Regions from separate parts of the Homo sapiens genome. Here regions 2 and 3 are each linked to region 1. The links are chromatin contacts, found by Hi-C or POLR2A ChIA-PET in ENCODE. All regions are on one chromosome and are shown on one strand. Each heading gives the region's core, a stretch centred on a gene start or an enhancer-like site at or near the end of the contact. The rest is flanking DNA. Distances are from core to core; before and after follow the strand shown. Region 1 overlaps LOC105373408 (a long non-coding RNA gene). Region 2 has its middle 51 kb from the start of LINC00299. Region 3 has its middle 67 kb from the start of LINC01814.

Region 1 (4,435 bases), core at 529-3,028:
AAATATATATGTGCAAAATTATTACGTGTTACAAAAATTAAGTCACTAATTATTAGATTGCAATGAGTTAAAGACATGTATTGCATTCCTTTAAGGAGCCAGTATATATAGACATAAAATTTAATACATTACTAACAGTATACTGAAAATAATTTGTTTTACACAAAAGAAGATGTCAAAGGAGAAACAGAGTAACAAACAAGATGAATAAACAAATAAGATACACACCTGACCCTTCTCTAACTCTCCTTATGCGGGTGCTCCTCAATACCCAAGTTCAACCTGAAGCCAGAGGCTCCAGAGGCATTCCCTAAGGATGTGTCCTGGGGCACGGGCTGGACTTGGAAGGAGGCAGAAGGGTCTGAAAGGCAAACAGAGGGTGGCCAGCATGGCCTTGCTGAGCACCTGCCGCTATTTGATTTCCAGTGCTCTGGGGGCATCAGCTCTCCCCCAACCCCCTACCCACCTCTTTCTAGTCTTGCCTTTAGTGAAAAGGTGTGAGGGGTGCTCATTTCTCTGATACAGTCCATTCAGGATTCGATCAGGACAGATCAGTGGGTGTGGGATTTCCCTAAGTGGGCCCTTGGCCCCATGATCCCTGCAGAAGGTGACTACCAGAGCCAGGAGCCTCCTCTGCAGGGAACAGCTCCTCATGGGCATGGACCACGAGTGTGAGGCCACTGCTGCTCACCAGCTTCCAAGATCAAAGCCGCTGGGGTGCCAGGATTTTTAAATAAAAAAAGATGGAGAGATTGCTTTGGAAATCAGTGTCATCCATGGTTCCGTTCATTCTTTGACGCTTATAACCTATCCATCAACAATCCTAGTGGCTCCACAGAACACATCCAGAAAATGGCTTCATCTAATCTCCTCCATGGCTTCTAGTTTAAGTGAAATCCCCATAATTTCTTACCTCAATGATTGCAATCACCCCTTGATCAACCCTGAGCCTCTCTATCCCCCAACCTCCTTAATTCTATTCTCAACAGGACAACCTGTGGAAATCATTCAGAATGAAAATCCAATCACGACACTTCTGGACTCAAAAGCTTCCCTTGGCTTTTCATCTCACACAGATACAGAAGCTGAAATTCTTAGAATGGTTCATCAGGCATTTTTTTTTTTTAATTTTTTTGTAGAGTCAGGGTCTCACTATGTTGCCCAGGCAGGTCTGAAATTCTTGGTCTCAAGCTATATTTCCTGCCTTGGCCTCCCCAGTAGCTGGGATCACAAGCGGGAGCCACTGCACTGGCCACCAGAACTGATGTGTGATGGTGTGTAAGCCGTACCCATACCATTACACATCAGTTCTCTCTGGCCTCATCACTTACAACTCCCTTCCTCACTCACGCTGCTCCATCCACACTGCCCTCCTGGCTATTTCTGGAGCATCTCAGGAACGTTCCTAACTCAGGGCTTTTGCATTTGTTGTTTGCTCCAACCTTATAGAAAGCATAGCTCTCACCTACCTCTTTCAGGCCTTTTCTCCAGTAATGTAGGCAGAAGTGCTTTGTATATTTACTCGTGTCATTAATTAGAGCATGACCCTGCTCTCCAGTACAAATTTTAAAAAGCCACAGATGTCTTCTATACAAATTCATGAACTTCAGGGATCCCTAGAAGCTTCCTCATGTATTCCCTTAGTTTCAAACGATTTCAGTAAAGCATAAAAACATAAAGACGTACATTCACAGAAACACACACATACACAGTTTTGTGTGTGTGTGTGTGTGTGTGTGTGTGTGTGTGTGTATGTTGGCTTCCTGAAACCTTGCCCAGAAGCAACTACTCTCATCTTCAAAACAAAAGTGAAGGGCAAAAGCCTGACTCACTCTACAGAAATGCTTTCCAGGCAACTATTCAGAAATACCTGAATCAATAGCAACCTCAATGATCGGGTAATGTTTCTCAGTATAAGTCTTCTTGTTTCCAAAGAAACTTTCTTTTTCAGTAGCTCTCTGCAGCTGAGCAAATGCTAAAAGCCACTGGTGAAACCTATTACCTGACGCTAATAGGGTTTGAGAAAGAAGCAGGCAGTGTTACTAATATCCTCATTCTGGACTCTGAGATAAGAGCCCTTTCTATGCTGAGCTTTGTTGTGAGTGAAATTTCTCATCCATGCTGCAGATAAGATGTCCCCGCTTGTTGAAAGCATTCCTGAGCTTCCATTTAACAAGTTATGAATGGAGCTGTCTGTGCTGCAAGCTCTGAGAAGCTGTTTATCACCTTCTTCCCCAGACGCTCAGTCACCTCTGCTTTTTTATCTTCCCTGGGTCCTGAAACCATAAGTGTGATCGCTTCTCCTTCACCCTCCATACACCCACCCTATAGGTGGGGGCATTCATTTGAAAGGTGTTCCACTTGGGGCCACCAAGACGAGGACCCCTTCCTGCAGTTACCCAGGAGGCTCTGATGCTGGCCTCTGGATGATGCAGTGTTCTCTGCATGATGCTGAGGCCTGGACCTTGCTGTGAGATAAGAAACAGTGACCATGAAGTAAAGCATTAAATGAACACAGGATATCATGCCTTTAATTAAGCAATTTCAGCGGCATGCATTCCCACTGGCCACTCTGCACTCCAGGCTGACTTGGAGAATTAGTTTGATATTCATAAAAAAAGATGTTCCCAGTGAGCAATTCTATCAAAACGGGTTCTTGTCTTTTCTTTTTGTCCCTACACACCATCCTGCCCCACATCCAGTGGCTTCCTAGCTAGTCTGTTTCCATCTCACTTTCTTCAAAAGCACCCACTACCCACAGGCAGGATCCGTCTCCTGGGGCATTTCCCATCATGGAGTGTTAGTAGAGACCACAGCATGGGCACACAAGGGCATAGGCCACAGCTGCCAGCCACCTAGACAATTACCTTCATCCTTCTCCATAGTAATTTTTAATGTGTTTGTCCTTTTATGACAGCCCTCTTGGTGTTATGCTGTATTGAGTTGCTGAGCCACCATTCCCACTGTTGGACTGAGATGCCAGAGGTTAGAGATCATTGAACAATTTGTATCCGCAGGCCCTTGCTCCTCAGGACCATGTCTTATCTGTAATAGTTTCTCAGTAAGTATTTGTTGTAAGGGTAGATGTGTATCCAGTGGATTAAGTGAGCTAAACTCAATGAGGAGACAAATATAAAAAGCTTGATTTCTTTCTCCAGCCTGTGCCAGATCTCAATTACATATAATTATTTTAGATAATTAAGAGTCATCGTCAGCTATTTTAAAAGACTAGTACTGTCTAATTGGAACCTTCCAGTCCAGGGAGATGTTCCTCTCCCGGAGCCTCGGAGGAAGGAGTGTGGGCTCTTCCATCTTTCCTCCTCCTCCTCCTCTCTCCCCAGCTTTATGCTGCCTCTGGCTGCTCCAGGATCTGCACAGAAAGCTGGGAAAACAGCAATGGAGGCAGAGTACTGAACTGACTGCTGGCATTGGCCGTTCCCTCTTGCCACCCTGGGTGGAGCATGGGAGCCACTCTGAGGGTTGAGGGTGGGATCCATGCCTTAGCTGGCCTCCTACGGCCCTGCTTCCCGGTGGAGACTCACACCTCCTCACCATGGCAAGACACCGGCCACAGGCTGCCCACTGTGCCCACCATCCCTGCCCTGACACCTTGGCGGCTGTCCTCAACTCACCAATGCAAATTCTCCAGGCATGAAACAGAAACCAGGCAGGCATCACTCTTGACATTGGGTGCACTTATTAAAAGGACACAACTCCTGTCTTTAAAGTGTTTTTACTTGGTTGGGGCATTAGGCACATGATCAGACCATTACAGTAGACTGTGATCCACATTGTGATGGTTATAAATGTGGGTCTGGGGAGACGAAGGAGGCCACTAACCATAATAGAATTCCCGTCGGACACACTGGCTGCTAAGATCTTGAAATGCATGCTTTACACAGCTTGGCAAATCACCACTTCTCCAAGCTCCCTGAATCTCTTCTCCCTAGCCCCACAGCCCCTCGTCTTTCTCCTCTACCTGCCTTGGAAATTTCAAACAGCACCTAAATCCACCAACTAATGGGTACATTCCTGGTACCGCACAGGCCTCTGGGACCCCACATCAGGACAAAGGCTGTGATCTATTCTGTTTATTTGGTTCCTGGGCTTCAGTGGCTGATAGATATTTTGAACATCGCTCTTGAACCTAACCCTATTCTGAGGGGCTTGGGAGCCTGTGCATTTTCCACCACTGCCCCAGGCAAGAGGTATGGTGGGACTGTGCTCCTTCCTGTTTCTTCTTCAAAGCATCCTTCTGGAGAGTTGCACATCCTCACAGAGACAGGGGCTTTGTGAAATACACCATCAAGCACAGATGAGAATACGTGGCTTCCTACACTTGCTGCTGTGTCTCCCAACAGGTAAAAGGTCACAGGATAAAGAGCCCTGGGGCCATCCTAAGGGATGCTGTCTTCCTCTGCAGCCTCCCCTCCAT
Region 2 (4,897 bases), core at 2,081-4,580, 530 kb after region 1:
ACCCTGAGCAAATTCTTAACCAAAGTCCCCATTTGTAAAATAAGGATGATCATAGCCTCCCTCTCAAAAGGCCGTTGTGTGGACATTGAGTGAACTCATTCTCACAGAACACCGCACAAGTTACCAGCCCGTGGTAAATGGTATAGACGTGCAGCTAGGATGGTTTTTCAGATTTGGGGTCTCAGCTCAGTTCTTTTGGAAAGTGGTATGCCCTCTTAGATGGCCCTGCTGAGGAAGATGAGCCCACGCCGCTTGACTCTTTCCGTCCTAATTCCCCGTTTGTGGTTTCTTTGTGTGGGAAGGTAAGAAGTCTGAAAAGCAAGAAACGCGTGCCCTACTTCTGAGTGTGGCAAAAAGGGTACCCACAGCCTGTGGGCTCCTCCTATTTTAAAATTCTAATTCTCAAAAACAGAAACCACTGCTTTCTTCCATTGGGTCAGCGAGGCAGTGGATCACTTAGCAAAATTATTTTTCACTTTAGAAGAATCATGCTGATTTGTATACAAAGAAAAAATAGGCTTTTTCAATGCAGAGTAAACTTAACTAGAGACTGTAAAAAGATCATCCTTATATCCAAGATAGCCATTAAATTACAAACTACAATTACATTTTCTTCTACTACTAATTGTTTAGTGTTAAAAAGGGACCAAGGAAATAAAAATTTAAGAGTTAACTGATTCTCCCGCAAACACGAACTTAGCCTCTGTTCTGTACCAGGCAATAGTGCTAATTATTGAGTATGGAAAACAATATCAGAGTTCATTCTTTTGAGCAGTTCAGCCTAGCACCCCCTCTAATGTGCCTCAATAATCAATGTTCTAAGATATCAATTAAGGAAGGTTTAATTTTGTATCATTTTTGCATTTTGGAAAACATATCTTACTCAGATATTGTCTTTACAAATCCTGGTTTCTATCTGTGTCACTGAAACACCCTTTTCTACTTTTTGCCTAAAGAACAAATCAAAAGTGGGTCAAATGTCTTCCTCAGAAACTTGTCCCAATACCCCTCCATGCCCCCATCAACTCCACTAGGTTGGCTGGTACAGGGCCTAGGCTCTCTGGGGTATCCTTGCCATAGCCCTGAACATGCTCTGTTACCAGAGTCTCTCTTTCCTGAGAAGCCCCCGCTCCTTGAGGGCATAGATTCCATTGTCCTCATCACTATATTCTCAGCACCAATTACAATGCCTGGACTGCAAGAGGTATTTCATAAACGGTGGATGAAGGAATGAATGAGCAGTTTCAGAAACATTCTGGCTCTCCCTTTACCCACCTGGCTCAACCTCAGCTTCCCCCTGGGATTTCTATGGCATGGCCACTGTCTTAGCTAAAGTCCACTAAGCACTGCTTACAGTGCTACCAGCAACTATATGCAAATCTAGAAAATCCTGACAATCGGTAGGACATCTTTAGGCCATATCATTCTCTAATAGATTCATATCATGATTTATAATTTGAGTAGAAACAGAACATTTGGTATTCAGTGAAAATAATTTGTTTTGGGAAAAAAAGGATAAAAATATCCAAGAATACCCAAATCGATAGTAATAGCATGCAGATGTTCTTTGTCATGAACTTTACTGTCAGCGCACTGTTAGGAATTCCCTTCTGTCCTTGAAAGAATAGACTTCGAGTTCCACCTGAAACCGCAAAGTACACAAATGCAAAACCGCACACACTAATGGGTACAAAATCATCACCAAACCAAAAACAGGTAGTAGCTTACAAGATGACAGTCTGTCTCAGTCATTCTAGGCAAAGCCTCCCATGCATGGTTCTCTGAGCCGTTTGCATCTCTTTCCTTCTGTTGGTTTTTGGGCATTTTTCTACTCTCTTGATCATTTCAGTACCAGCAGGAGGGTAGGAGAGGCAAATAGAGATGAAATCATAATCCTCTTTCCTTCCCCCTCATGGTATTTATGATAAAAGGCTTGAGGGAAAAGAGAGCTAAATTTAAGAGCTGAAATGAGGGCTTTGAATAACCCTAGGGTTTTGATTATTCATGGCAATGGCTCTCTCCTGTTTTCACAGACATTTGATTCAAGTCAACAAGTGCATCCTGAGAATCAATTCTTTCCCATACAAAGTGCTAGGCATTTTGAGAAATACAAGAGAACCAAAGATTTCAGCTCTGCTCTCAGGAAGTTTTTTGTCTCTTGAGCAGTACAAGGTTGACATATGTGAAATAACCATGAGCCATTAAGACAGTAAGGATAATCAAAGATCCAAATAAATAGAATAAATACACGTATGATGGAAATTCCCAGCGTCAGTTGCACACGCTCAAACTGGCTCTTCTCTCTCATCCCCAGCTACACAATGGCTGATGAGAACTGGCCTAGAATCTTGTCTCCCTCTTTTATAATATATTAACACCAAGAGCAGCAATACACCAAAGTTCAAATATGGTAACAAAAATGATGACAATGCAAGATTTTTTACTAACAAAGATACCCTGAGAGCCTGGCAACCAGGCCACGCCAACATCGAAAGGAATTAATTTTTTTGGTTTCCAGCACTGAAGCTTCTCACTCAGGATTCCAACAAACCACTCTCCCTGGTGACCTGAAGACCCAAACGGTCACTATCTCATCCCTGCCCCGTAAAGAACGTCACACAAGGGCACTTGTTCTACAGTCGTGGTCAAATAGCCAGTGGGAACGCTTTGTTCCAATTTGGAATCTAATTCTGTGATACGTGTAGATTATAATACATTGCAATTTTTCTTCATTCTCTTTGCATGTAAATTAATCCACTGCACTGGAACTACTACTTAAAACAAAGGGTGTTGATTTATAGTCAGTCTCTCCCTCATAAATCACACCTGCAGCGTGGTGCTCAGGGCCCGCCAGGCTGTGCCAGCACTTACCTTTTATAAATGATGTGGGGTGACCTCCCATTGTGAAGCAGCCTGATACAATCCCATTCTTCCTTCCCACATTCACTTTTCCTTGGCTGGTTATTCCCACAGGGACTTCAGACCCTGTGTTTGCAAGCATGCCAGTTGTGTTCTGTTTTGTTTTATTTTTTACATTAAGGAGTGTCAAAATTAAAATCTATGGCTTTGCCCCCCTGTATTTGCTATCTATGGAAATACAGCTGTGCCTCTTGTCCCCTCCCTTGTAACCAACATGCCTTTCAGCATCTCATCTGGGTCACTTTTAGAGTCAGAAGTCTGACCTTTCAAGAGCCTAGAGTGCGAGGGGGCAGCCGGCTTTCTCATTCAGCAGAGGAAGCTGGCTAATAACCACAGAAGTTCCCCCATGAAGTGTTCTGTTGGGTCTTAGGGGAGAAATGCTCAAAGTCCGTCATTTCCCGTGCATCTGGTTTCCCTGCCACTTTCAGAGACCTACAGGAAGCCAGGCGGAAGGCGTGTCAAGGAAGCAGGGACTCAGGATAGCAGCCATGCCTGGGAGAGCTAAAATCAGCCCTCACCAGACCCTTTCCTGATGGAGTAGGCAGTGTCAGGAGAGAAAAGGGTGACAACATGTTCTTAAAGCCCAGGGTAGTGACAGCAGGTCCCTGAGCCCAGATCTGAAAACGTATTTATCTTTCCTGAAGTCTTGAGATGTTAAAGGTTCCTAGTACAATACGCACAGCAGAGCTGGGAGCATCCCCTGTATATATTGCCCTGTTGTTAACGGCTGTTATAATGGTAATGGTATTGTTACAAGAAAAACTTTAGATAAATTAATTCAACAGAGTTTAATTGATCAAAGAACAATTCTCCAATTGGGCAGCGCTTGGAACCAGAAGAGAGGCTCAGAGAGCTCTCCACTCTGCAAGTGCGCAGGCAGCATTTATGGGCAGAAAACAGAAGTGTGGTACAGAAAGGGCCTGACTGATTACAGGCAGCCTTTGCCATATTTGAATGTGGTCTGAACAGCTGGCGGTCTGGGATTGACTGAAGTTCAGCTGCTGTGATTGGCTGAGACTCAGTTATGATACAAAAGTATACTTCAAAGGTGGGCTTTCAGTGAGTTTACATACTAAGTTACCTTGCAATTTGTTACCCAGGGACTCAAAGTAGGGAGGCCTCCTCAGGCCACATTTAGCTTAATTTAACAGTGTCATTATTAACAAAAGTGAGGGGTGGGCAGCTTCACCTTCCTGTTAAAGGGGATGGGAGCCTCTGGTCGGCCTCCACTGGGTCACCTCGGGCAAGCCACACAACCTCAGCAGGCGTCACTTTATTTTCTAGTGCAGTGAGCATAGGGGCCATGTTTTAACTTACTTCTAGCTGTAAAGTTAAATTATTCTGAGATGTATGCAATCAAGGAAGATTGATGTTTATTAGGAAAGCACTCCCCCAAAAATTTGGTGTAAGAACCAGTTAAGTGTTACCTAGTGGGAAACATTTGGGACATACTAGGTTTCCTTATGGCAGGCCTTCTCAGAACATTTTTTGGGTCTTCTTTTTTTTTTTATTGTTTTCTTTATTTTATAGGATTATTTAAGTTACAAAAAAAATACATGCTCCTTATAAACAATACAGAGGTTAGTTAATTAAATATGGATAACCTCACCTTCGTTACTCCAATACCAGCCCCAGAGGTAAATAACACTAGGGTTTGGTATGTCTGCATCTTCCCAAAATCTCAGGTCCACCAGGACTCTCTAGGAGGAGGATGGAGCAAGAAACCTTACCCAAATTGTTTGACCATCCTACCGTTTTTCACATAGCATCTCACAGGTCTGTGTCTTGCTCTGGTTTACATACTAAGGGAAATCTTGAAATAAAGCTAAGGATTGCTTTTGATGGAATAAGATTCTTTTACAAAATCTGTAAGAAATCCACACAGGTAAGAGGTCAACAAAAACAACACTATTTTGACCCCAGATCACAGGACCCATTCATTCTTTTTTTTTTTATTTATGTATTTATTTTGAGACAG
Region 3 (4,341 bases), core at 46-2,545, 670 kb after region 1:
CAATTCTCACTGCCTGGTCCTCATTTCTGTGCTCACCTCCTTCCCTTCATGGAGGCTCTCAGGCAGAGCTGTGTGACCTCCCTTTCCCTCTCCATCTGTCTGTGCAGAGCTAGCACGGGAGGGCTTGGCAAATGTTTATTTACTGAGCAGGAGTTACCAACTTTTCTCCCAGCTGATGATTTAAGTACAAGTTTCAGTATGATTCCTCCAGTAGCCGACCAAAGGCGGATTTTAAACTAAGAAACACACCTGTATTTAGCACACCAGGGGATTCACCAGTTCCCCTGGGGCTGGTCTTGGCACAGTTTCATCCAGAAAAAAACCACCAGAGGAACCTTCAGCACATTAAACACCCATAGGCAATATGCACTGTGTGGGGGGTCAGGTGCTCATTGTCTCATTTCTTCCTCTGCCCATGAGGTAGGGTGTGTGAGCCCCATTTTACAGATGAGCAAACTGTTGGTAGGCAAGTCTACTTTGCTAAAGGTCATGTCGCTGCCGCATGTTTATCTGCATTTGAGACTAGAAAAGCAATTGATGTCTGTTCTAGGAATTAGGGACACTGGTGCTGAGAACACTTAAAAATAGCCCCGTGCATTTTCCCATTCTTGAAACAGGTTTACTAATCAGGAACGCAGCTGAAAAAATCCAGCAAAATGACTCAGTTCCAAGTAAAATGTCATTTCTCCCCCATCACTTTGGGACAACCCCAGCAAAGCCAGCACAGCATAGAAACAGAAAGAGAGACAGCAGAGAGGCCAAGAGGCAGAGAGGAGAAAAGGGGAAGAGGCCACATGGGTGGCTGCAGGGCCTCTCACAGTGCCCTGCAGCCTCAGTCAATTCCGGGGGTGCTCACAAGGCTAAAACGCTGGCTGTAAAATCAAGGGCAAGCTGGAGGGCTGGTTTCCTGTCTTCTAAATATACTCCTGTTCCGATGGTATCTCGTCCCCTGCGTCACGAAGGAGGGCTGCCCTTGACACTGTGAATGTCTCAGGAACACCTCAACCCAAAGGAAGCTGGGGTGTAGAAAGCTCGAGGTTCCTAATACCTTCAGGAACAGCACACTCAGGTCCTGCTCAGGCACTGGGCATGGCTGCCTCCTGCTCCTCTTTATCCACCCTCCTCCCCCTCCTCCCCCTCCTCCCTCTCCTTCCTCCCTTCCTCTTCCCTATCTTCCTCCTCCTCAAGGTCTTCCTCCTTCTCCCCCTCCTCTTCCTCCTGCTCCTCCCTTTCCCCTCCTCCTCCTCCTCCCCTTCCCCTCCTCCACCTCCCCACACAGAGCACCTCAAGCCCTCCAGGTGGGCAGTAACTGTCCAGCAGAGCTGCTGTCTGTGAATGTTATCAGAGGAAACACTTCAGAACTGAGAAGCAAACAGAAACCATTCTACACCTGCTGTCGCTCCACTTCCTCTGGGCCCCAACCTCCAGCCAGGTGTCCTCATGGGAAGAAAGGGCCCATTCAGGACTGCGGCTAGTGGTTCCCAGTTGAGTTCCTCCAACATGGCAGGAAGAAAGGAAGACACAGTAGGAGGCAGCAGAGCCTTGTGGTGAAGCCTAGGGCTCAGAGTGGAGCCCACCTACTGCCCATGCTGCATGTCCTGGCTCTGTGACCTTCGGGCAGGCTGTGGTTTATCATTACTTGTAATTTGTAACATTGAGTTACAAATACTGTGACTAGTTCAGAGGATTTATGAGGATGAAATGAGTTATCTGCTTAAACCACATAACATAGTGCATGGCCCTACACTTTGGGAGCTGGCGTGCCTGCCCTGAGCCCCACGCATTCACACTGTGTCATTTTTACAGCTGTGCCACCTGCCTCCTCACCTTCACCCTCCACCCCTCACACACCCTTCCAGGGTACCCCGATCCCGCAGGCTGCTTCCCATCTCTCCCTGAAATGCAGCCCGTCCTTTGGAGAGCCTTCCAGGACCTTTTCCCACTCTTGTGCACGCTTGACCATCATCAATTTAGTGATCTTTTCCCTAATAGATTTCACGTTCTCTCAGGCCCAGAGCCATGTCTAAGTAACAGTGACTAGTGGCTATGTGAATCTATTAATTCTCACACCTAAAATAGAACTCCACACAAAGGAGGTGCTCAATAAATGCTCATTGAGCAATCAACAATAACGACCAAGGCTCAGAGAGGTGAAGTAACCTGCTCTGTGTCACAGAGCTTGGAAGTGGCACATCTGGAATTCCAAGGCCAGTCACACCAAGGCAGGTCCAAGTCCTACTGCCCCTCAGCATCCTCCTCCCGTAGACGGTGATGCACCTGGGGGAGCAGAAGCAGTAGTTCCCAAGTCTACAGTGGAGCAAGAGGCTCAGAAATGGAGATCTCGGAGCTGCCCGCGTACAGCCTGGAGTAAAGGACACGCCATGCTGCCATTAAGCACCATTTCAGCCCCTCGTTGCCTGCACAGGTCCAACACGGAGCAGCTTGGCTGGGAGGCAGAACGGCAAGTAAAGCCTCCCTCCAAACAAGCCACCCCGCAAAAGGCTTGAAGGAGCACCCGTATTCAGAGACCACCCACTTTAATACAGATAATACTCTAGTAGCTTATATTTATTGATTTCCACACCTGCTAGGGACTGTTCCCAGCATGTGTGATTAAGAGTATCTATAATCGCAAGGCGCGGTAGCTCAGTCCTATAATCCTAGCACTTGGGAGGCCGAGGCAGGTGGATCACTTGAGCTCAGGAGTTCGAGACCAGCCTGGGCAACAGGGTGAAACCCCATCTCTACAAAAATACAAAAATTAGCTGTGTGTGGTGGCACATGCCTGTAATCCCAGCTATTTGGGGGAGCTGAGGCAGGAGGATCACCTGAACCTGGGAAGTGGAGGTTGCAGTGAGCTGAGATCATGCCCCAGTACTCCAGCCTGGGTGACAGAGCAAGACTCGGTCTAAAAAAAAAAATATATATATATATATATATATATAAAATTATTTGATCCTCGTGGCAACCTTACAAGATGGGCACTGTCAGCCGCCATCATCAGCATCTTACAGATGGGGAAACTGAGGTGGGGGAGAGAAGCAAGTTGCCTAGTGTCCTGAGTATCACACTGCTAGAAATTCCTGCAGCCTGGGTGCAGGCAGTGGGGCTCCAGTATCTGTACTTTTTACCAGTTTGCCACTCTGTTTTGATGTGATTTTTTTTTTTAATGTTAAAGGTGAGGTGGGGATAAGTTCCCAAAGGTGCTCATTGAGTCCCACTGTTGTGGAGTCACTTTCTGTGGAGTCCTCATGACAGGCCCTGGAGGCAGGAGACCCGGAATCACCTACTCCCACAAGCCCATGCCGGCCTGGCTCAGCCATGCTTTTAGAAAGTACTCCCAGGAGGCTATTGCAACACTCCAGGGGCATCCCCTGACATCCCTGCACCTGCCTGGACATCCTGTCCTCTCCTCCTTTCTTCCAGCAACTTCCTGGGTCTCAGGGAGGGGGGTGGGATTCCAGTGGGGTGCGGGAGTGGGAAGCACTCCATCCGGGCCGAGGGAGGAGTCATTTCCCAGCTCCAGTCAGCACCTGTTTCTCCGCCTCTGGCCCATGGTAGGAAGGGAGCTGCCAGGCATCCCGCCCTTGAGGCCTCTGAGCGAACGAGAGCTGGTTCACAAGCTCGGAACCTGGAGGCTCAGAATGCGGCGGCTGCTAGCTGTGTGACAATGGACAGGTCACTGAGGTCCCTGGCAATGGGTGGGAGGTCGTTAGCGCTCCTTGCCAGGATAGCCTCTAAAGCCCTTCCTCGGGGGACCGGTCAGCACATGCAGCCTCAGCCCTCTCCTGCCTCAGAGTGACATCACTGCCTTCGGGGCAGCCCCCTCACCAAGCAGCCTGTGTCCCCTTAGTCTCCGTAATCCTCCAGCCATCAGCCACTCTGCCCTAGCTCTCTCACAAACATTGGGGGGTTTGGCCAACAGGTGTAGTAGCAGAACACCAACATCAGGGTGCCCACCCCACAGCATCATTATTGCTGAGTGGGAGCATCTCTTTCCAGATGTGCACTTATCAGTCTCTCATTGGTAGTTCAGAATCGGGATGGGAGAGAATTAACACCACAGACGTGGGAAAATGCTATAACTTGGGGCTTTTTATTTTTGGTGGGGAAGGGTGTCAGTTGTTAAACATTTACCAGCATTTCCCTGCAGCCCAGGGTAGCAGGCAGAACAGGACCCTAGCTTACACCCGCCATGTCCCTCCCTATCCTCCTCTTCATCCCAGGAGCCCAGCTAGGGACCGGGGGACTTCCAAATAGACAGTGCCCTTTATGATGGTGGGTGGAGTTCACACGTCATGGGGCCAGAGCACTGGGACACATGCGTCTGTATCCCAGCCC

The links. Hi-C counts contacts between places; a loop is a spot of excess contacts on that map. ChIA-PET counts read pairs that join two places held with the same protein, here RNA polymerase II (POLR2A). Pooled maps may share reads with other maps.
Region 2: a map with no recorded cell type shows a loop between it and region 1 (2.4-fold over the local background). The contact joins two enhancer-like sites. A Hi-C loop is called at or near these places in 2 of 37 single-sample maps with no recorded cell type.
Region 3: a pooled map shows a loop between it and region 1 (13-fold over the local background). The contact joins two enhancer-like sites. A Hi-C loop is called at or near these places in 1 of 168 maps with a recorded cell type or tissue (ovary), 1 of 37 single-sample maps with no recorded cell type and 10 of 50 pooled maps. POLR2A ChIA-PET finds 5 or more read pairs at or near these places in 1 of 52 experiments (PC-3).

Annotation. Positions count from the first base shown.
Region 1 is chr2:7,846,218-7,850,652 of GRCh38, forward strand. The region is part of intron 1 of LOC105373408 (a long non-coding RNA gene); the gene reads right to left. Among named protein-coding and RNA genes, the nearest start is that of LINC01871, 120 kb to the left of the region's middle. Within about 2 kb of position 1,779, at least 4 of the 41 ENCODE cell types and tissues checked have a DNase peak (open chromatin) inside an H3K27ac peak, as active enhancers do.
Region 2 is chr2:8,376,906-8,381,802 of GRCh38, forward strand. No RefSeq gene overlaps it. Among named protein-coding and RNA genes, the nearest start is that of LINC00299, 51 kb to the left of the region's middle. Within about 2 kb of position 3,331, at least 5 of the 41 ENCODE cell types and tissues checked have a DNase peak (open chromatin) inside an H3K27ac peak, as active enhancers do.
Region 3 is chr2:8,514,701-8,519,041 of GRCh38, forward strand. No RefSeq gene overlaps it. Among named protein-coding and RNA genes, the nearest start is that of LINC01814, 67 kb to the right of the region's middle. RefSeq lists enhancers at 398-507, 708-757. Within about 2 kb of position 1,296, at least 14 of the 41 ENCODE cell types and tissues checked have a DNase peak (open chromatin) inside an H3K27ac peak, as active enhancers do.